Linked DNA regions of Homo sapiens: all the other regions are linked to region 2. A link is a contact called in ENCODE Hi-C or POLR2A ChIA-PET data. All regions are on one chromosome and are shown on one strand. Each heading gives the region's core, a stretch centred on a gene start or an enhancer-like site at or near the end of the contact. The rest is flanking DNA. Distances are from core to core; before and after follow the strand shown.

What was found. A loop is a pair of places that touch in the nucleus more often than their neighbours do. ChIA-PET counts read pairs that join two places held with the same protein, here RNA polymerase II (POLR2A). Pooled maps may share reads with other maps.
Region 1: a loop to region 2 is called in a pooled map, with 2.1 times the contacts of the local background. The contact joins the enhancer-like site here to the promoter of LINC00173 in region 2. A Hi-C loop is called at or near these places in 5 of 50 pooled maps. POLR2A ChIA-PET finds 5 or more read pairs at or near these places in 4 of 52 experiments (HEK293, Panc1, WTC11 and 1 more).
Region 3: a map of CD8-positive, alpha-beta T cell shows a loop between it and region 2 (4-fold over the local background). The contact joins the promoter of FBXW8 here to the promoter of LINC00173 in region 2. A Hi-C loop is called at or near these places in 1 of 168 maps with a recorded cell type or tissue (CD8-positive, alpha-beta T cell), 12 of 37 single-sample maps with no recorded cell type and 7 of 50 pooled maps. POLR2A ChIA-PET finds 5 or more read pairs at or near these places in 1 of 52 experiments (WTC11).
Region 4: a map with no recorded cell type shows a loop between it and region 2 (8-fold over the local background). The contact joins the enhancer-like site here to the promoter of LINC00173 in region 2. A Hi-C loop is called at or near these places in 18 of 37 single-sample maps with no recorded cell type and 5 of 50 pooled maps. POLR2A ChIA-PET finds 5 or more read pairs at or near these places in 1 of 52 experiments (PC-3).

Annotation. Positions count from the first base shown.
Region 1 is chr12:116,121,488-116,127,410 of GRCh38, reverse strand. The region is part of intron 2 of MED13L (mediator complex subunit 13L); the gene reads left to right. Among named protein-coding and RNA genes, the nearest start is that of MIR620, 24 kb to the left of the region's middle. Within about 2 kb of position 3,715, at least 11 of the 41 ENCODE cell types and tissues checked have a DNase peak (open chromatin) inside an H3K27ac peak, as active enhancers do; they include Panc1, where a contact is called at or near this core.
Region 2 is chr12:116,532,087-116,537,656 of GRCh38, reverse strand. LINC00173 (long intergenic non-protein coding RNA 173) reads right to left here and starts at 4,222. Exons shown (of 3, transcript NR_027346.1): 1 at 4,041-4,222; 2 at 1,446-1,537; 3 at 1,144-1,304. RefSeq lists enhancers at 43-272, 2,313-2,847 and silencers at 4,256-4,305, 4,210-4,411.
Region 3 is chr12:116,907,056-116,912,734 of GRCh38, reverse strand. It overlaps FBXW8 (F-box and WD repeat domain containing 8), which reads right to left and starts at 1,785. Exons shown (of 11, transcript NM_153348.3): 1 at 1,380-1,785. The coding sequence starts at 1,697. It also overlaps the pseudogene RPL36P15. RefSeq lists silencers at 1,318-1,577, 1,738-1,957.
Region 4 is chr12:116,193,879-116,199,618 of GRCh38, reverse strand. The region is part of intron 2 of MED13L (mediator complex subunit 13L); the gene reads left to right. Among named protein-coding and RNA genes, the nearest start is that of MIR620, 48 kb to the right of the region's middle. RefSeq lists a silencer at 2,141-2,435 and an enhancer at 2,141-2,435. Within about 2 kb of position 3,883, at least 3 of the 41 ENCODE cell types and tissues checked have a DNase peak (open chromatin) inside an H3K27ac peak, as active enhancers do.

The sequences.
Region 1 (5,923 bases), core at 2,466-4,965, 410 kb after region 2:
ACAGATATTTAAGCACACATCTGAAAAGTTGAGATCATGATGTATATACAGTTGAACTTTTAACCTATTATCTCATATGTATTTTTCGTTTTTGAATCGGAATTGAAAAAATGTTTTTAAATTATGAGTTATAACAAACAAAATTTCATACAAAAGAAATGAATTATTATATAACAGATCTAATATAGCTCCCAAGAAATACTACAGGCAACCAAAAATCTTTCTGAGAGCTCCATCACTATCAAAACTCTGTCTTTTAAAGTGATAAAGTAACTTTTATTGTTATGCTTTTTAATAGCTGGTATTTAAACTATGGAAAGAAGAATTAATATACTCAAGCACCAGTTGACAAACTATTGATAGCCTATGTTTCAAAAGATAATTTGTAAGTTAATTATTTGGAAAATATATATATTTTTTAACCTATGAAAAATCTATTCTGAATGGTGGGTAGATTCTAAGGCCTGCCTATCAAACTGATTTAGTCTGTAATGCTTGACCAGTGTTGGTTTGGGTCCTGGGTTTTGTAACTAGAAGGGGTAGATTGGTTAGGACTTCACTTTATAAACATTTAAAATCCTCAGAATCTGTCTTGGAAGGCTTTCCCACATTCTAGTGCAGTTTGTTAGAATTATGCAATATGAGTGGGAAAGAATCTCAAAGAAAGTAAAGATAACTATAAAAGAAGCAACAGAGCCAGTGAAGTGTTAGCATTGCCCAGTGGCTCAGGCTTTTTGGGTTTTTGGTTTGATTTATTCTTTCAACTTTTCTGGTAATTTGCAAATTCTATCCTCTTTGCAAACTCTTTGTATTTATTTGTAATACCTTTTCAAGTGAGCTCTCTGTAGAACTTCCTAAGTTATAATGGCTAAAACTACAACTGGATAAAACTGCAGCTGTCCTGGTTGAGACTGGAGATGGAAAGGGCCAGAGGGACTCACTGGGGCTCTTGCACAGGACTCTAGTACTCCAAGGACCACAGGAAGAAACCACTGCACCTTGTGTTATGGGAGCCGCCCAGGCCTGCCCTACTCCAGACTGTGCCCTATCCAAAACAACGGTGTTACTTAACTTTGCAACCAAAATGCCATTCTAGCCAGATTTCGAAAGAACATAGGATTGAACTCATTCACACCACTGCGACTGTAAATAACTGACCTTTATTTCCTAAAGGACTTGCAGTTTTCATATTGACTTGTTAATGCAAAGGAATCTTGTAGAGTTGAAACACCAACATGAAGTAAAAATATTGGCAGTGTTGGTGTGTTTAGGTCATTTATAAATTTTTTGCTTATGAGTTGGAAACTTCTTGGCTTAAGTTTTGGATAATGACAACTTTTCCTGGATATATTTTAACTTAAAAGTTTTGAGAAACTTTTATTGCTTTCCAATAGGTTGTTTTTGCATTCATAAACAAATTAATTTTGAAGACACAAGGGGAGAATTGTACATTCTGTCTTTTAAAAGTTGAGAATAATAATTTGTGATTCTATTAAGAGCCAGATAATTGTAACAGAAATTCATATGTAAACCATAGTTGTTTATGAAAGTAAAATGTTCTGATTACTAAGAATACATTTAAACTGAAATGTTTTTAAAATAAAAATTTTTAATGTGTGGTGACATGTTTTATACTGATGATTAACTTTGTCTTTTCCAAAAAGAAGACAAACAGGGAAAGTATGCAGAAGTAATTTGATTAGTTTTGGGGGAGTCATGACTTCACACAGTACAGAAAACCAAAATAAGAGAGACATGGATTGGGCACCGACAGTAGAAATTGTATAGATGTTATCTTCTGTAATAAGACTCATTGTTTGATTTCAGATGATGAAAATTTTAAGCTTGTGTAATTCTAAAATTGTGTGGGACACATAAAAACTTCTCTTCAAAATACACTGTGTTTAAGTGCACATTAGTGTTCAGTGGTCCATTTATAGACATATCAGAGTTAGGCTACACATTTTCTAGTTTCTAACCTGCTGTGGTAGCACAGGTCAGAAAACTCTAAAATCCTACTATTTAAAATTATTAAAGCATTTTGCTGTTTTACAAAAATTTGTTTGTTGTATGTACATAACCGTTTGCATTGATTGATTGATTGATTGAGATGGGATCACACTGTAGTGCCCAGGCTGGCCTTGAATTTCCGGGCTCATGTGTCCTCCCACCTCAGCAGCCTGAATAGCTGGGATTATGGGCTCCTGCCACATTGCCTGGCTACATAATTATTTTTTGAAAAGCTATTACAGGTTTCAAAGTTTTGTGAACCAGACTTAACTTTTTTTTATTATTGGTTAGTTTTCTTTTCTGTCTTAACAAATTTTCACATGTGCAAATTGTTTTATTTTGTAGCACATTCTTAGTGTAAAAATCAATAGTGTTGTAGAAAGCTTAAAAAAGAGACTTTTTAATTGCTTAATTGTACAGACTGCTAACTTTGAAAAAGTATTTTCCAATATTTTGGTTTAACTATGATCTTTCAATTTATGACAAATATTTTTTTCCTGTCAACTACCAAATTCTCTATAAACTACAACCCAGCAACACACATGTGTAAACCAACAGAAGATTGCATTTGTGTGTATGGAAAGGTGGTTCACTTTTTAAAATTCCTTAAGAAAACTGACTTTATATGTTGTCAGTATAATGTGGCTTATGACTTTTTTCTAATTTAAATTAGGGCCTTTATATTTACAGTTAAAACCTTCACCAGGTGCAGGGATTGATGGGCGTTAAGTGAAATGATAGACTGATCTAATTATTCTACATTCTTGTTTTTAACCAAAGTTACATTTTATAAACTGTGGTATAGTAGAAAGCAGTTTTTTTTCTGTCTTGGAGTAGCATTTTATATTAAGGAAAACAAATTATTATCTAGTAAAAGTAGATAACAAAGTGAAGAGAACAAATTATTTTGTTGTAAGATAATGGAAAAAAGGATACTACTGTTGAATTTTCTAGTCCTATAGTGAAAGAAGTGGAAAGAAGGTAGACCAATAGTCATTACTGTTTCAGTGACAAAAATAATTTTGTAATTTCTGCCTCCAAAAAATTGGATTTATAGAATGAATTTCTGTAAGAGTCTTTCTGCAATATTTGCCATAGACTGTCAAGCTGAAATAAAAGCCAAGGTACCCATCAGGTCTCAAGGAGATGGCACTGAGTTTGGTCTAAAGAAACCTTTGTGCACCAAGTCTTCACAGTAGTCAGTCAGTCTCTGTCTCTCTCTGTCTCTCTCTGTCTCTCTCTGTCTCTGTCTCTCTCTCTCTCTCTCTCTCTCTCTCGTCTTTCTCTCTCTCTCTGCAGATGTTATTTTTGCTACATTTGCTATTTTAACCTGTCAGTTAAAAAATAATTACTATGTCAGTATGGCTGGCAGCTCATATAGGAAAAATATGCTGTCTCTTAATCAAAGGTGATTACAGTTTTCCCCTGTCTATAAATGTGCTTGTTGTGTAACGAGAATGCATTAGTCTCAGCCTGATGTACGAAATGAAAGGCAGTAAGAAGCAGCACCATTGTTATCACTCCAGGCGTGTCTAATGAATCGTGTTTCCATGTTCTCTCGGTCACGCCGTAGAGTGCCCTCAGCCAGGGCTAAGCCTCCTGTAAAATGCTCTTTAAGATTATTGTAGCAAGAACAGAAATGCTGCATGGCTGGGGGTGGGGAGAGAATGCCAACGAGACAGCTGCATTTCAAACAGTTACAGCTGCAAGGATTACTCATAGTAATAGCAGTGACAGACAACTGTTTGAGCTTTAGTGTAAAAGGCAATTTGGGGACTTGCCCTGTCAGAATTTTAGTAGCAAGCTTCTGTGTGCACGTGTGTGTGCATGTGCGTGTGTTTTTTATTCAAATTAGTTTGTGTCTGAAGAGTGGAAGGAAATATTTTAAATTTTTACTTCTCAATTGTGCTAATGTTGAAATCAGTAGTTGACTCATCTTTATTAAAATCATTGTCCTAGAGGAAGTTTATAAAATGTTTATTTGTAGCAATGATGAATTTAAATGTATATGTTCTAACTGAATCACATGTCTGCTTTTCCGTCTCAAAATTTATCTTGTGATGATTCCTGTTTTAAAAATATTGGTTTTCCTTGTAATTTCTGAACATACAGCCTTGTTTAATATAGGATCCTTATTTTAAAAATTTATTTCAAATATGATGTAAGCTTATAAAAGTAATGCCTGTCATGAAATCTGGAAAATACTCAAAGAGGTAAAGGAGAAAACAATCATTATTCTAGCAGAGATAACTGTTAATTTTAATCCTTCTGGACCCTTGTTTATGCATTCTAGAGCATATTAAGAGCATGTTAATCATTTTAAAGGTTAAAAATGGTAATCATTTTAAAAAATATTTGGAAGAAGTAGCAAATGGGGACAAATTTGGTTTTGAGAAGTCAATAACAGCCATTGTGCAAGATTTCTTTTTCAGTGTGCAGCTATTAAAGTAACATTGCAGCCTGTTTTCTGTAGCAGTTGTCTTTTGAAGGCCTTGTACAGTTTATCTCGAAATTTAGTTTTATGGTTTCCTTCAATTTAAAGTTTGCTGGCTTTACAGGGAGTCTTGTGATCCATTGAAATGCTAACTTGGGTCGTGTCTCAACTGCTACAATGCTGTGTAGAAACTGTCATTAAAATTCTGGTTATCCTGCAACTGGCAGAGAACCCATGCTGATTCCTTAGGAAGATAGTACACTGTTAAAATTTTGAATCGCAATTGTGCTTCTGTCTGCCAAATATTATCAATATTTGTAATCACTTAAGGTTGCAAATAGTTTGAAATAAATGGAACGTTTTAGTATGTATCTTCTATCCATGATTCTTATTTGTTTGATGAATTGACATCGGGAAGGTTACAATCCATTTCCAACATAGATTTGTTAAGTGATACTGAATATTTTACACTCATGAGCAATTCAAGAAATCAGAGCTCTAAATAGGTTGAAGTTGATATAAGTAATAAGTCCATTTAGTTATTAATGACTTCAAATATAGATTCTACCAGGCAACTGATGGCAGCATAAATTGATCAGTCAGTGGTGGTGTAGTGTTGTAAGTCATTGGATTTTTTTATGTGTGAAGTGCTATATTTCATAATTAATGTAGCATTGTGCTCCTTTGTTACTGAGTTTCTTTGGTAAGTCAGTTTTTAAGAAAGCAGATACTTCAAAATCGTTTATTTATCTTGGTATCCTTCATTTGCTGCAGTTAGATTAAGTGGATACATGTTTCCTTGTTGTAATATCTGATTAGTGTAGTTTTTGGAAGTAGATTTAATAATTCAGAAGATTTTTTTTTTTAAACACTACGATGCGTTTTATATGTTTGAGGTAGAAATTGAAAACAAAGGCAGTGGGCAAATGATAAACCTTGGATTCAGAGCTATGCTATCTTTAGCCGTTAGTTACTGAAATCTAACTGGGAAACAATGTACTTGTTTCCTGTGCCTTCCTTTACTTGTGTTTCTGGAGTTTCGAGTGAAATTTGATTTTCAACAATTTTAACGGCTGAATAAGAAGTGCCATCCCTGAAAGTGCCCTTCCCCCACCTCCAATATTTGCAGTGGCCAATGCCGTTGCTGAACTCAATGTTCTGGATAATAGGTTTCATTAGTTTTGATGCCTGAGGTAAAAAAGCAGTAGGTGGGAGTAAGAAGTGTTTTTGATGTCTAGACGTTCATTTCAGCTGTTGCTGCAATATGATACATTAAAAGGAAATATGTATCATAGCTCAGAGGAAATATGTATTCTTTGAAAGTAATTCTACTTTTAAACTGTGTAAGGCTGGGTGACCTGAATTCTAAAAGCATGAGCTTGAATTTCTTCAAGGTTTCACAATCTTTATGCTCCTCCCTACCCTATTCCATTCTCCCTCCTCCCATTTTTTTTTCCCCTTCAAGTAAAGTATGTCAGT
Region 2 (5,570 bases), core at 2,973-5,472:
ATCTTCCCTGGACAGACAAACTGGCCTTTTGTGGCCGAGAGAGCTGTTCCCGGGGATTGCCATCTTGGAAGGCCATTGTGGTCTGCTCAGGAACCCTTGAAATCGAAAGCCCTGCGCTCTCCTTGTCACAGCCGTCGCACATAAATACCACCAGGGGGGATTTCCCATGGAATTTTTTGCAACCACTCAAATGTTTCATTTCCCATTGTTTGCCAGTCCCTCTCAGAGCCTCAACTGTCAAAGCAGCAGCAAACACAGGCTGCTTTTCCCCCAGGATCCCATGGCGCTCGCTCTTGCGTCCCCTCCATGTTGGGAAGCTGGCATTGGCAGGATATCATCAGCTCAGGCCCGGGAATAAGGTCTGTTAGTCAACTAGTGAAGCAAGTCAGCGAAGGGAATACCCGGCCCTGCCCAGCCCATGCTTGCTGGGGAGGCACAGTTCTGTGCAGTCACCCTCGTTATAATTATCATCATGGTGACGAATAATTGCATTTATACAAAGAAATTCCTTCCACACATCTGAAGCACTTGACCAAAAAATACACAATGCAGCATTAATGTTTCACTTTTAGAATATGAACTTGGCCGGGTGCAGTGGCTCACCCGGGTGCAGTGATTAAATGCCTGTAATCCCAGCACTTTGGGAGGCTGAAGTGGGCAGATCACTTGAAGCCAGGAGTTCGAGACCAGTCTGGCCAACATGGCGAAAGCCCGTCCCTACTAAAAATACAAAAATTAGCCCGGGTGTGCTGGCTCTTGCCCAGCTACTTGGGAGGCTGAGGCATGAGTGAGAATCACTTGAACCCCAGAGGCAGAGGTTGCAGTGAGCCAAGATCGTGCCACTGCACTCCAGCCTGGGCGACAGAATGAGACTCTGTCTCAAAAAAAAATAAATAAATAAACTTGAATCACTTTTTTTCTTGACCCCAGGAGCTTTAATGGAATTCCAAGTTGTAGTCCATACATCAGTGCTGAGAAAAGATGATCCATGTCAACTGATTGATTGACGGATTGAAAAGCATTTGTTTTGAGGCAGGCACCGCACTGTGCATTTTGGGGACCCAAATATGAAAAAGACATAGCTGCCTGTGCATAGGAGCCAAATGGTCTAGAGAGAGGCAGAGATCACAAAGCAACATGGGATGCCAGAGTGACTGGGAGTTTATTTGGGGGATATTGATCTGAAGGGTGAATAGGAGTCTCCAGGCAGGCACATGGGTGGCCCATCACCAGTTCACGTGATCTGAGTACATGTAGGATAAATGACCCCAGGCAAGGCTGGGTGGATGTGGCACAGCCTGACCCTGTGGAGATGAGGAATAGTACGATATCCGTTAAATATCCATTCACTAGGGCCCATCCACTGCACCACAGATGTTGCCCTAGAATGGAGTTTAGCCATGTAGTCATTCATTCATTCATCCATTAAAGCCACAGATATTTACCGAGCACTCACGATGTGCCAAGGAAGACTAGGTGCTGGGGAGGCAGAGGTGATCAAGATCAATCTGGTATCTTTCCTTTTGGAGCTTCCATACTGGTGGAGCAGAGGGCCATTAAACAAATACACGTGTCAAATAATAAAGAAATATATAGTACAGGCTGGGCACGGTGGCTCAAGCCTGTAATCCCAGCACTTTGGGAGGCTGAGGTGGGTGGATCAGTTGAGGTCAGGAGTTCGAGACCAGCCTGGCCAACACGGTGAAAACCTGTCTCTACTAAAATTACAAAAATTAGCCAGGCATGGTGGTACGTGCCTGTAATCCCAGCTACTTGAGAGGCTGAGGCAGGAGAATTGCTTGAACCCAGGAGGTGGAGGTTGCAGTGAGCCAAGATCGTGCCACTGTACTCCATCCTGGGCAATAGAGCAAGACTCCATCTCAAAAAAAAAAAAAAAAAAAGGAACTATACAATACAATAAAAGACAACCTAATACACATAAAAGCATCTGCCTGCCCCTCAGTTTCTGAGCTCCCACTTGACACCAAGTGTTGTGGGGGTACAAATTTGGGTCAACATTTTGTGTAGCAGAACTCTGGGGACCAACCAGAACTCCTGAAAACAGGATGCCACTCAGCAGTGACAGCCTCACTTTCCCATTTACTGGGCTTTTTTTTTTTTTTTTTTTTTTTTTTAACATCTCTGGACACCTTGGATCCTGCCAGCAAGCCTCGGGAGGCAGTTTAGGAGTTATTTTCTTTACTTCTCAGGGGAGGAATCCGAGGCTTGGAGAGGAGGAGGGATTGACCGGCCTGGGGTCACACAGCTAGAAAGGCCAAGATTGCTATGCCGTTTTTTTTTTTTTTTTTTTTTTTTTACAAAGAAAGAACAGCGGAGCAAGGTGGCCATTTTATTTTCTCAAAGCCACACTACCTGCTGCTACACAGGACATAAAAGTGCAAAATTCCACCAGGAAGGGAAACAAAACAGTCTTGAGACAGCCATGTCTCAGAGGTGAAGATTGGAGGAGATTTTAATATAGGGTGTGAATTCCAATTCACATCTCTTCCAACGGGACCTCTTTCCGAAGTCCCGGGAACTAACATTCATCAACACCTCTGACATCCCAGAGGATCGCAACATTCCTGCCAAGGGTTATTACTCCCATTTCCCAGATGAAGAGATTGAGTCCCTGCAGCACGCAATTAGACAGTAGCAGAACCAGAATTTGAACTCTGATCCACCCCGATTCTGGGACCTGTGGAGCTCCAGGTACCGAGAGCTGGCTCTCGCCTGGGGCCTTGGAGTCTGGGTAGCTGGATGCTGGGAGAGGCTGCGGAGGTAAGGGCCCAGGGGCTGAGGTTGCAGCGGCTGCCCGGGAATGCGGCCCTTGCACGCCCACTTTTTAACACAGTGCCATCCCTGACAGACACCCTTGTCCTTTTCCTGTGCTGCCCTTCGTAACACCATAAATAAAGCCTTAGAGTAACGTGACCTGAGCCAGGCAGTAAATGATGGCACTGTCAGTTGTACACGACTGTTGAAACAAACACAGACTGTAATCATCGTGCTGTACGGGGAGAAAGACATTTGGCAAATGAGATTCCATTTTCACATTGGTTTGTGCTGAGCATATAAATTTCCTGCGGGCCGGCCAGCATTGGGGATGTGTAATTGATTGCCTGCATTATAATAAACAAGCTGTGACAGGTGATCATTCATCATATTCCGCTGAACGTTCCAGCACACCAGAAAACGGAGGAAGAGAGGGAACGCGCGAGCAAGGGGAGAGGAGAGGAGGAACCTGGGGGAGGGGAGGGGGTCGGAAAGACCGAGTATTCCCGACAGACAGAAAAACCAGGGGAGGGGCGGGGGAGGGAATCCGCTGAGCGGGCGGGGGAAAGTGAAAGCAATTACTATAATTCTTTTGATTATCTAATTTGTTCTTTCTGGCCTTCGTTATATGACCCTCCCCCCCTCCCCCCACTCCAACATAGAAGGTCCCCCACGGGGACTTGGGAAGGCACAGAGAACGCTCCCTCCACGATCGAGGGAAGGAAGGGGGGAGGCAGGTGGGGGAGGGGCCGCGTCTAGTTGTAACCGGAGTAGATACATTCGGGAAAACCTGGGGGGAGAAGGAGGAGGAGGAGGGGAGGAGCGTGTGCAGGACTTAGCTTTGCTCTTGCACTGAGATGCCTCCAGTCGGATGGATAGGAACCAGCCTCTTTAAATACATTTTTTTAAAGGGTGTCTGAAAAACAAGTGAAAAGTTCCTTTTATTGGAGAAAAAGGACAGCATCCAAGTTGGCATCAGATGTGGTTCCACAAGCCTGTCATATGGTGCTCTCATTCCTCCCCCTCGCTCCCTCCGCCCCGCCCCAGCTCCCACCTCCCCACCCCCACTGCAGCCCCAGCCTCTCTGTCTCTCTCTCTGTGCCCTTGGCCCGGGGCTGGGGGTCGAACAGCAACTGCTGGGAAGCACCCTCCTCTCCAGGAGCTCCCACCTAGACAGACAGAAGGCGGAGGTACACTGGCATATGAAGGACAGAAAGACAAATGCAGAGCTCTCGAGCCAGCACACGCATTAAATAAGTACTTACATTATGCAAAAGCCAAGGGCCTCAACAAGGGGGTGAATGAAGAAGGGGGACAAGGAGGGCTGCGTCCCAGACTAGTTTCCCCAGCTCTCACCCTGCCAATTTCCAGCCCCCGCCTCCCTATCCCGCAAGCGTCCTCCCATTCCCTCCCTGGTACCAAGCGCTTAGAGCAGGTGGGAGCCTCGGACCCAGAAGGCTGGGAGCTGAGGAGGCGTGGCTTGCGCTAACATCGGGGGCGGGGCCTGGCTGGGGCTTAGTCGGGGCGGGGCCCACGCCGGAGGGGGCGGGGCGAGCACAGAAGAAAGAGCGTTAGGGGCTCCTTTGCCACTCGTTGCACGCTGCTTCCCAGAGTCTTCTGCTATTTCATCGTAGCCTTAACAACTGGAATCTGTCGCCTTCGAGATGTTCCTAAAGTCACTGCTTTGGGAGAATCTGTTCAAGGGACCTGCTTTCCAAAAGCAATGACATCAGCCCAGCAACGTGATCTGTGTTGTCCTTGAAGGATTAACAACTCATTTGGGTCTCCCAAGAGCCCTAGGAGGTAGCCAGGGCAGGTGCTGTTGTCCCCGTCTCACAACGACCTATGAAGTGCATGTTGGGGCCTTGATTTTACAGGGGAAGGAACACAGGCACAAAGAAACGAAGTTACTCTCTCGGGATCTGGCAATGAAAAAGTCAAAATTTGAAGCCAGGGGTCTTCTGACCTGTTCTTCAGCATCCCTATGAGAACATATACTTTCTCCCTCCAACACTCTCCTCCCATCCATAAGTGCATACAGGTGCTGAATAGGAGGGGCAGAGTTGAGTCTATATTGAATGATTGTGCATCCAGATCCTCACTAAGCCCTCTTGGTTTTGCCTGACACACGTGGCTCACTGTGTGCCCCCTGGTCCAGGCCACCTGCATCTTCCTCCTGGACCACTGTCCCCGCCTCATCACTGGCCTTCCTCTTAATGCTGTTCTCACTCCCATCCACTACCCACCAGCAGCCATGATGATCAATGATGGTCACCATCCATACCCTGTATCAACTGTCTCTCTAGCGCCATCTTTTTTTTTTTTTTTTTTTTTTTTTTAAAGACATGGTCTCCCTCTGTTGCCCAGGCTGGAGTGCAGCAGTGTGATCGTAGCTCACTGCAGCCTTGAATTCCTGGACACAAGCAATCCTCCTGCCTCAGCTTCTTGAGTAGCTGGGACCACAGGTGCTTGCCCCCATGCCCAGCTAATTTTTATTTTTATTTCTGTAGAGATCAAATCTCATCATGTTGCCCAGACTAGTCTTGAACTCCTGGCCTCAAGCTTCCCCAGTTGCTGGGGATTACAGGTGTGAGCTGCCACACCTCTTGCCTTAGCTTCCCCAGTTGCTGGGATTACAGGTGTGAGCTGCCACCATCTTTTTTTTTTTTTTATTTGTTTGTTTTGTTTTGTTTTTTGGAGGCAGAGTCTCATTCTGTCATCCAGGATGGAGTGCAGTGGCATGATCTTGGCTCACTGTAACCTCTGTCTCCCAGGTTCAAGTGATTCTCCTGCCT
Region 3 (5,679 bases), core at 536-3,035, 380 kb before region 2:
TCCCAGCACTTAGGGAGGCCGAGGCGGGCGGATCACGAGGTCAGGAGATCGAGACCATCCTGGCTAACACAGTGAAACCCCATCTCTACTAAAAATACAAAAAGAAATTAGCCGGGCGTGGTGGTGGGCGCCTGTTAGTCCCAGCTACTGGGGAGGCTGAGGCAGGAGAATGGCGTGAACCTAGGAGGCGGAACTTGCAGTGAGCCGAGATCGCGCCACTGCAACTCCAGCCTGGGCGACAGAGCGAGCGAGACTCCGTCTCAAAAAAAAAAAAAAAAAAAAAGAATGATTCTCAATTGGGAGGATCACTTGGGCCCAGGAGTTTGAGACCAGACTGGGCAATACAGGGAGACCTTGTCTCTACCAAAAAATTTAAAAAATTAGCTGAGTGTGGTGGCGCATGCGTGTAGTCCCAGCTACGCGGGATGCTGAGGGAAGAGGATGGCTTGAGCCAGGCAGTTTGAGGCTGCAGTGGGCCGGGAGAGCAACAGTACACTCTAGCCTGGGCAACAGAGCAAGACCCTGTCTCAGAAAAGAAAGAAAGAAAGAAAAAAAAAAAAAAACAGGAAAAAAAAAAGTGGGTTCCCAATTGTAAAGCTGTAGGGACTTCCTTTGGGCCTAATTTAAATCAAACCATTAGAACCTGGAGCCTTGTCCTCTTAACCTGGGAGCCACGGATGCATTTCAGGTGTTCTTGATTTTCCCAACTTTCTGAAGGGGATTATTTTTAACGGACACAGGGTCCCCAGCTTCCTCCAGATTCTCCAAGGTATCCACGCCCCACAAAAAGATAAGAAACTCTATCCTAATGAAAGTGCCCAGGAGATTCTTCCTCCTCTTCTTCCTTTTTTTCTGAGATAATTTTTTTGAATACGTGCACGGTTACAAAAATTAAATAGTGCAAACAGTATACAAAGGTAAAATTACTTCCTATCCATCATCTGGGTCCTCCTTTTCAAAGGCAACCTTTGTTCAAAGTTTAGGTAGCCTTCAAGAGCAGGATTTCTCAACCCCACACTTACTGATATTTTGTCCTGGATAATTTTTTTGTGCGTGGTGTCCTGTACACTGTAGGATGTTCAGGAGCATCTCTGGCCTCTACCCACTAGATGCCCAGTAACATGCACACATACACACCCCGATGAGGCACCCAAAAATGTCTGCAGACACTGCCACATCTGGGGGAACAAAATCGCCCTGGTTGGGAAGTGCTGCTTCCAGAAAGACCCCTATGCAAGCACAAACATTGGTGTTTGTGCGTCTACTCATTTTCTCGGGCAACTAGTGGCACACAGTTACTCTCCAAATCACTGCAGGGGTTTGTCCTGGGGGCGGGGGCCGGCGCAGGCATGGGCGGGGGGGAGGCGACGGCCACTCACCAGGTCGCGGATGAGCTGGTCCACCAGCTGCTCCCCGCCCCCGGCGCCCTCGCGGGCCAGAGGAGAACGTGAGCGGCTCGCTACGTCCTGCCCCTCGGCCCGAGTCGCCCGCGCCGCCGGGGGCCTCCCCGCGCCCTCCAGGAGACGCTGGGCCAGCGCCGGGTCCCCCGAGGCCTGTTCGCCGCGCCCGGAGCCCACCTCCGGCCGCCGAGCCCGCCTCTCGGCAGCCTCGGGCCGTCGCCGCTTCTTCGGCGCCTGGGCCTGCGCCAGCTCCTCCTGCCAGCGCCGACGGAACTCATCCAGGCTGTAGTCGTCCATATTCGCCGCTCCCGGCGCTCCACGTTCTCCTCGGTTCCACCGGGTGCCACGAGACAGTCCCGCCCAGGGAAGTGTCCGCCGCGGCCGGAAGCCGCTGCCGCCGCCGCTCTAGGGTTCCGGGTGGGCGTCCACGCCCCCGCCACGCCCCCGGCGCTGCCCCTGTACGCACGTGGTGGTCCGGCTTGTGGCTTGTGGCGCCCAAAGCAGAGGTTTACGCAGCTGCCCCTCAGCCCGTCAGCTCTGCTGCCTATCACTTTTGCTAAGCTCTGACTTTGCGCCAAGCATTGTTCCTTCATTCAACAAACATTCATTCAGCAACTACTATATGCCAGGCACCAAGAATTCAGCATTTAAATCTGTAAAACAAAACAAAAACTCTGACGTCTTGGAGCATGCGTTTAAGTAGGGAGACTTTAAACAAAGAAATATGAACATTTAAATCAGTGATAGGTATTAGGAAGAAAACAAAATAAGGTAAGGTAAGGGGAGTAAGGATTGATAGTGAAAGTCTGTTTAAGATGTTATTTAAATTAAAATCTAAAAGAGAATCAACAGGTGGATAAAGAAACTGATATATACATATGGTGGAATACTACTCAGCCATAAAAAAGGAATGAATTCATGGCATTCGTAGCAACCTGGATGGGATTGGAGACTATTATTCTAAGTGAAGTAACTCAGGAATGGAAAACCAAACATCGTATGTTCTCACATATAAGTGGGAGCTAAGCTACGAGGATGCAAAAGCATAAGAATGACTTATGGGACTTTGGAACAGGGGAGGGGGACGAGGGGAGGGTGGGAAGGTGGGGAGGGATAAAAGACTATAACTTGGGTTCAGTGTATACTGCTCGGGTGATGCGTGCACCAAAATCTCACAAATCACCACTAAAGAACTTACTCATGTAACCAAATACCACCTGTTCCCAATAACCTGTGGAAATAAAAATTTTTTTTTAAAAATCTGAAAGAGAAACCAGCCAAGGGAAGGTCAGATCTTAGGAGAGAGATTTCCAGAAGGAAATCCAAGGGCTTTAAGATGGGAAAGAAAATGACATACGATGGCGTTCCACTTAAAAATGTTTTCTTTGCACCTGATATTCCCTCAGCAGGGAACTTTTCCCCCCACCTTGACTTGGTTAACTCCTACACATCTTTCATATCTCAACTCACATTTCACTTAATCTTCCAACCTCCACTCAAGAAACATCAGGTATCCCTGTTACTCATTCTCACAGCATCCTGTACTTCTCATCATAATACATAACACAATTTGTAATTTTATTTTTATGTATATATATATATCCCTTCCCTTCTAGATTGGCAACTCTTAGCTTTGAGACTGGTGATTAATACATGCTCAATAAATGGTTTTTTGTTTGTTTGTTTGTTTGGTTTGTTTTGTTTTTGAGACGGAGTCTCGCTCTGTTGCCCAGGCTGGAGTGCAGTGGCGCGATCTCGGCTCGCTGGAAGCTCCGCCTCCCGGGTTCACGCCATTCTCCTGCCTCAGCCTCCTGAGTAGCTAGGACTACAGGTGCCCGCCACCACACCTGGCTAAGTTTTTGTATTTTTAGTAGAGATAGGGTTTCACCATGTTGGCCAGACTAGTCTTGAACTCCTGACCTCAAGTGATCCACCCACCTCAGCCTCCCAAAGTGCTGGGGTTACAGGTGTGAGCCACCACTCCAGGCTCAAAGATGCTCTTGCAATTAACTGTCCCTTATTCCTTGTCTAACTCTTCTTAGTCTCTCAGGCCTCTTCTCTAGAATCACTTCTGTAAATAAACTAGCTGCCTACAAACCCAGGGCTCAGGCTTGCTTACTGTGGGAAACCAGGCTTGGACAACCTTCACTGTAGAAAATTAGAGTATATGGTTGGGCGTATATTCACACCACTACACTCCAGCTTGGGCGACAGTGCGAGACTCTGTCTCAAAAAAACAAAAAAAAGAAAGAGCATCTCTGAGTTGGTCCTACTGTGGCAATTTAGGCTCATTCCATTAGCACCTTCTAAGGAGCCTTAGAACACAGCTCAGAATTGTCCTCCCAAGAGATAAGAGCCAGAAGAGGAAAGCATTTGTCCAGTGACTCTCATCCCCTACTAGAGAAAGGCTAAGCCAAGGAGCTTTAACAACCTCCCACTTCTAGATTGGGTATAAGTAAACGGATTATCATGGATGTTCCGTACCAAGGCAGCAGAGATGCTCTGGGGCAAAAAGCAGGAGGTACACTGTGCAGCTAACAGGAACGACTGTCAGGTTACACGTGCACAAAGCCAGTTGCTACAGCAGTGACTAAGGTAAAAGATGAGTGAAGTGATGCAAGATGGAACATAAGCATCCAATACAAGTAAGCATTCTCTTTTTTTTCCGTAAAGGTTTTATTATACACAGAAGGGGAAGAAGTCTCAGTTCTTCTTGGCAGCCATTCGCTTCCTGGAGGTCAAGATATTGCCCAGCTCCTCTCACTTCTTATGGTGCAGATGTGTGTCCCCGCTCTCTTCTTGATGAACTTGAGGGTCCACTTTTTCTTGGAGACCTTGAACAATTCCAAGGTGCATCACTTATATAGAACAAAGCCACACACCTCTCACATCATGTCCCACACGAACTTTCTGTGCTTGGTGGGGTGCCTGCGGTGGCAGCAGTGGCCATGCTTGCTCACATTCTTGGTCCTCACCTTGTGGCCCTCACTGAGACCCACAGACATGGGAGACCACAGAAACATGGCTGCTGCTCATCAGTGGCTGCTGCCAATAAATATTATTGTAATAAAAATAAAAACGAGCTAATTTTTCCCCATTCCGCTAGCATCCCATTCATCCCATGTGCCTTCCATGTGAAATCCAAAGGTCATACTTACTTTGATTATCTACTTGCAAGTCAAAAGCCAAATATCACTTTTCTGGTATCTCTAGATTTTATGGACCATCTAACACTTAAAACAGAAAGCAAACTGGAATTAAAAAAAATGGGGTCTCACTCTGTCACTCAGGCTGGAATGCAGTGGCATGATCGTAGCTCACTGCAGCCTCGAACTCCTGGGCTCAAGTGATCCTCCTGCCTCAGCCTCCCAAGTAGCTGGAACTACAGGAGCATGCCACTATCTCAGACTAATGTTTAAGTTTTTAGTAGAGATGAAGTTGGTCAAATGGTTGGTCTTGAACTCCTGGCCTCAAGCGATCCTCCCACCTCGGGGGATTACAAGCATTAGGCCCCAAGCCCAGGCTCAAACTGGAAAATTTTAAACACCCAATTTTCCAGGCTCAAACTGGAAAATTTTAAACACCCAAGCTGGTCAAGATCAATTTTAAACACCCAAGCTGGTCAAGACCACCCAAGCTGGTCAAGATCAATGTTTCCTGTTGCCCCTTTAAAAGAACTTTTACAGGGACAGTGCAGGCAGGCTAATGGGACCATTAGTCACCCAGAGAAAATGAAAAAGAGAGAGAGAGAGAAGCATGCTAAGAAGAAGGAAAATATTGTCTTTTTTTTTAGTATTGCCTACCATTCACTGACTATATTTATGTTGATTTTATATCTTTCCAGTAGTAAATTCCTGGACCTCCATTTCCTCAAATGAAAAGTAAAGATAGAAATATCTTTCTTTCAGAATAACTGTAAGACTGATAAAATGCCTATAAAACTCTTAGCATCCATAAAACATAATGTAGGCTTTTAATAAATGATGTCTATGATCCACATTAATACAGTCTTGGCAGATAGAGATTGCATCTAACCTGTGCTCTGTAAGTCTTGTATTCCACAGGGCCCCACCTTTTATCACATTGAGGGTATACTTTTGCAAGCTCAATCTGTTAAAGTTCTTTGTTTGCAAGCAACAGACGCCAAGTCTTTCTACCTTAAGAAAAAGGGAATTAAACTCAGAGGATGGCTCACCAAGTTAAACAAAAAGAGGAATAACCAGACCCTTGGAATGCCAAGAACCAGATCAGATTTAGGGATTTCATCATGGGAACTGTG
Region 4 (5,740 bases), core at 2,634-5,133, 340 kb after region 2:
AAGTGCTTTAGGGCAATCAGTGCTAATGCTTTTACATGCTTACTGAAAGTAGAAACCTAGGCATTTGATCAGAGTATTTTCTAAGAGATAGAAAATGTTTAAAAGTCAGATGATAAGCTTGCATAAGCCTCAAGGGTGACACAATTTAGTATTCCTAAATAAGGACTTAGTGTTTCTTGCAGATGAGGATATTGCAATAGGAAGCTATTTGACATAAAAATAAAGTGTGCGTGAAGTGTGCTGTATCACTTTTGTGTAAACTCTCTTTTTGATTTTCTTAAGCAGAAATGGCTGAGATTGGGTTTACATAGTCTCTTAAAATCAAAGCTTGCTTTACTGCATAGAATAAAATGTGTTTCTCTGACTGACTAGTACTGTATAAAATAGCCTACCTCTCTCATGCAAAAACTGATATTGGACAGAAGATGGAAGAGACAAGATAAAAAAAATGGGACCAGAATGGAAAGGGAATCACAGAGGTGGCTAGTATTAGATTCCCAGAGCAAGGAGAAAGAACAAGCAAATAAGAACATGGTAACTTTTTCTCTAAATGGGTCAGATAGTAACCTCTACTTTATAGTCCCTAATCAGTGTGCCCACCTGTAGACATAGAAACTTTAGTGGTTCCTAGGGGCAGAGAGGGTGGGAATCAGGCCTTAAAGAGAGGCAGCAGGAGACATTAACTTTGTGTAATTGTACTCTGATGTACTAAGACTTAATGACTTAGGTTCCTTAGCATCTATATCTTTTTCCAAAGCTGCAGCTGTAATTCATTTTACTATTTCTCCTAAAGAGTGTCCATTCAGTGTTATTATTATTCATCAAATAGGTTTTGCATGCTTACTATGTGGAGGGCAAGTCATAAGATCTGTAAGAGGAATTTCTTGGATCCCTTTCTTTATGGCGCTCTTAGTCTAGGGGAGGTGTTAGAGGCAGGATGATGGACACTAAGAAAGATGTAATTATAAAACTGTTAAGTTATGGCAACATTAACTGATAGTCAGGATGCAGTGCTTCCCAGGAGAAACACTGTGCTCCTTTGACCCCATGAGTGGAGTTGTCAGAGAAGTCTCAGTGAAGAGGCACATCTAAACTTCTGTAGGGGGTCAGAGAAGAGACAGCAATTTATTCAGTTTGGGATTGATGAAAGTATTGCAAATGTAGGCGGCACTACTGCCTTTACAGAAGAGTTAGATTTCACCAGGAAAGAAGGAAGGAAAAGGTACTCTAAGCAGGAAACACAAGAAAGGCATGAAAAAAAATTTTTTTTAAAGTATGTGATATGTGTGTGGGATATGTTGAATACCCTTGGGTTGCTTGAAATAGAATTTTGTGTCAGCAGGGGAGAAAAAGGTAGGGTGAGGACAGCTTGTGATATAAGATGGATGGTACAGTTGAGACCTAAGCAGGAGGAAAAGATGAAATATTTTAAAAAGAATTTTTTTTTACATTGTAGTTCTCTGGTACTTAAAATATGTAATATATGCAGTAAAAATTATTGGGTTCTTGGTGTGTGGAAGGAAAGTAACAAATAACATCATGTTTTGGTTATCTGCCATACATAAGCACTATTGATGGTATTATTGTTAATGACTTTGTGCATTCATAGGTGTTTGCTAAATAAGTGTTCTCTGTAAAAATTTCTTTTCAATGGAAATTCTTGCTTTTATATGAACATGTTAAAATTCTTTTGGCTTTCTACAAAAGAAATGGATTGCTGGGTGATAAATGCCAATTTAAAATGTTACACTACTTTGATTAAAAAATCATAAAGAGTTGCTTTCTAATTTTCATGATTTTTAGCTAGCAGCTGGTGAGTAACTGCTTTTTTTTTTTCCTTTTTTTCTTTTTTTGAGACGGAGTTTCACTCTTATTGCCCAGGCTGGAGTGCAATGGCACAATCTCTGCTCACCACAACCTCCGAATCCTGGGTTCAATGATTCTCCTGCCTCAGCCTCCCGAGTAGCTGAAATTATAGGCATGCGCCACCATGTCCGGCTAATTTTGTATTTTTAGTAGAGATGGAGTTTCTCCATGTTGGTCAGGCTGGTCTTGAACTCCTGACCTCAGGTGATCCGCCCGCCTCGGCCTCCCAAAATGCTGGGATTACAGGGGTGAGCCACCACGCCTGGCCAAGTAACTGCTTTTGAAGCAGTTGGAGCTCCCATTTGTGTCCCAGAAGAACATCTTACTGATGAAAATAAAGTAGTGGTTGTGCTAAATGACTGAAGAATGGACAACGAGATAAAGCAGAGAACAGAGATAGAGTTCCTTATGGCAGTGGGCCAGAGTCCTACTGACATGTACAGATAACTAAAGAAAGCGTGTGCTGTGTATCTTGTGCTGTCAGATAGATGCTGACTGAACCGTGCTAGTTAGGGAGACCAGCCCTTCAGCCGAGTACACGGTTTCATCTTTGCAGTTAGGCTGCAGGACTGCTGCTGTATTTTCATCCACCGGAGCTTAATATAATTTTAAGGATTATGTGGGTGGAGGCTTAGACTAAAGTAAAGTGAGTGTGCTGTTTATCACCAGCAAAGAGTATGCTTTGTCTTGAGAGAGAGACACTGAACTGATGTTCTGTCTTATTGTTTGTGTTTTCAGACTTAATATGGTTACTGTTCAAACTACTATATATCTTTGAAAGATTCCCATTGATATGTATTCCCATCAAAAAGAATTACTAAGTATATAACTAGATATAAATGCCTTCAAATTTTGAAGACATGTCTGTCTAATGCTAAAATTAATGCACTTTTATTAATCTGATAGTGCCCCTAAAATACACAAAACTTTAACCAGCTGTATGTCTTAACTAGTTTAGATAAAACCATCAGATTCTTAAGCTATGTAGACACAGCTGGACCACCAAAAAGAGAGTTAAAATTTTATAATATAAATGCAGCCTAAATTATCAGCATTATTACTTTTCTATTTATTTTAAATTTGGAGAGAAAGGTTAAAAGATACTTCTGATTGAATAAATTGTGTTGATGGCAGTAGGTTTGCTTTTTGATTGTATATTTGGTTTTAGTTAACAAGAAATCCTGTTACTCAATTCTGTAATCTACTATTCTAGTACTCTTCTACCCCAATCACAAGTTTTATTGCCACCGTTTTGGAAAGAAAGCACTCTTATCTCATGTGTCATTTCTCTGGGTGTTAGAAACTGAATTTAAAGGACTATTAAGTTGCAGCCGAAGCCGAAGACTGGGCCAGTCAGACTTTTTTTTTTTTTGTTAATTGCACCTTACTTATTGGCCCTGTTTTCAATTTTGCTCTGTGGAAACACCCAGAGGACCTCTGTGGTGTTCTTGGGTAGCATGTATTCTGTACACAATTTGGCCCTCTAAAGTGAGGTCAACAGTAAAAAATATAATTTAAAAATTAAGCTAGATGAGTTCAACCAGTAATTTTTTTTCTTGCTACTTGAAAGTTAGATTATCCATTAGGTTATAATTTTCTTTGTTATGTTGTTGATCTGGATAATATATGATTCAGTGTAATTTTTTCTTTTCTCATTGCCTCTTTGCTTGTTCTGAAACTGCTGTTAAATATATCATTGAACCTTGTTTTCTGGCCTCCATAATATATCTTTAAAACTTCTTTGCCTCTGCAACTTTCTAGTTAAATTCTTCATTATTATTCTCTAGTTTATTAACTCCTTTTCAATTTTTACTGTTTACATTTTATCTCTTACTCAGTTTTTCATTTCCATTGCTTATTTTAAAATTATTTAAAACTTACTTTGAGTTAAAATATTCATTCTTTAGCTTTTAAATTCTTTTTCATTTCCACCTAGCCTTGTTTCACTTCTGCTTGTTGTGATTTTTTTTCCCTTTATAAAAGAAATTTTACTCTTTTATAAAGAGTAAAAGAGTGGCTCACGCCTGTAATCCCAGCACTTTGGGAGGCTGAGGTGGGTGGATCGCTTGAGGTCAGGAGTTCAAGACCAGCCTGGCCAACATGGCAAAATCCTGTCTCTACTGAAAATACAAAAATTAGCTGGTGTGGTAGCGCACACCTGTAATCTCAGCTACTTGGGAAGCTGAGGCAGGAGAATCGCTTTGAACCTGGGAGGCGGAGGTTGCAGTGAGCCGAGATTGTGCTACCCTAGCCTGGGTGACAGAGCCAGACTCTATCTCAAAAAAAGAAAAAAATTTTAAGCATACTATTTTCAGGCTTTTCTGTTTCTATTTTGTTTGAAGGGATTTTGTATTTCAGTTGCTGTGTTTTTATTCGTTTTCTTTATGTCATGGTACAGCTTTGACTGGGAAGTCCCCCCACTCCCCACAGTCCCTTCTAGTGGTTTTGCACGTATTCTTAACTGCTTCTCCCTGTTGCCCCCACCCCCACCAAGGTCTTAGATTGGCAGCAGAGGGCACTTGTCTCCCACTGATGGTAGATACACCTGCATCTTTGTTCCAGTTGGCCAGGCAGTGGGATAGTGTGGCTGAAGCCCTAGTATTCTCACTTTCCTAGGCACTCAGTTTCTGAGAAGACATACTTCCTGAAAGTCCACACAGCTTACTTACCCCCAGGCAGCTGTTAGTAGCAGTTTGTTTTCAGCCCAATTTCGGCCTCAGTCCCTTATCTTAGGTGGGCCACTTTTATTCCTGTTTCTATAGGATCTGAAACCTAGGCCTTCACTGGTTCCTTCTGAAACCAGAGCCTAGCAGCCCTATACCTTCTGCCCACTCTCTGTTACATATTTCTGTTTCATGGTGATGCTGGTCTTTTTTAGTTAGGTAGGTCTTTAAAATGTCTTCTCCAGGATTTTGCCTGTTGTTGCTTTGTATTTGAAACAGGGTGGGTTTTCAAAGCAATTTATGATGCCATCTTGATTGGAAGTTCCAGTAAATTAAAAAAATTATTTCTAGCTTATTATATTTCAGTCATATTTTATTTTTAACAAGCTTTTGATTTTTTAAACAATCTTGTGAATCTTTTCATATTCTCTAGAACATATAAATATTTCTCTTTATGCAGTTCAGCCAAAGTTTATTTAGCATTGTGGGCTTAATATTTTCGTGATGCTTTTGAATGTGGTTAAGGTGAATTTGATCAGATGGATTGAGGATTTGTAGATGAAGTAGTCCTGAATGATTTTTACTATGATTAGGAAATACCCTGTACTTAAAAAGAAGTAGGGGTGGCTGGGAGTGGTGGCTCATGCCTGTAATCCCAGCACTTTGGGAGGCGGAGGTGGGTGGCTCACCTGAGGTCGGGAGTTTGAGACCAGCCTGACCAACATGGAGAAACCCTGTCTCTACTAAAAATACAAAATTAGCTGGGCGTGGTGGTGCAAGTCTGTAATCCCAGCTACTCAGGAGGCTGAGGCAGGAGAATCGCTTAAACCCAGGAGGTGGAGGTTGCGACGAGCCGAGGTTGCACCATTGCACTCCAGGTTGGACAAAAAGAGCGAAACTCTGTCTCAAAAGAAAAAAAGAAGTAGGGGTGTGGGTATAGACAGGGTTATTTTTTTGTTTTTTGTTTTTTTAAATACCCTTCCGTCATCTTCTCTTCTTTTGTCATTTACATCTACATCTTTAAAAATTGGAGATAGGAAATATTCTGATTGAGTAAACTTATTTAGGTTCTGGTAAAGTTTTGTAAATTGCTGAAAGGCTGGAAAGTTAATTGGAGCTTTTTAATAGTGAAATTGAACTTTGTTAATGTCTTTTTGCTAACTACTTTGATCAGCTTTAATCTTTGACTAGCTTCTCATTGAGTTCATTCA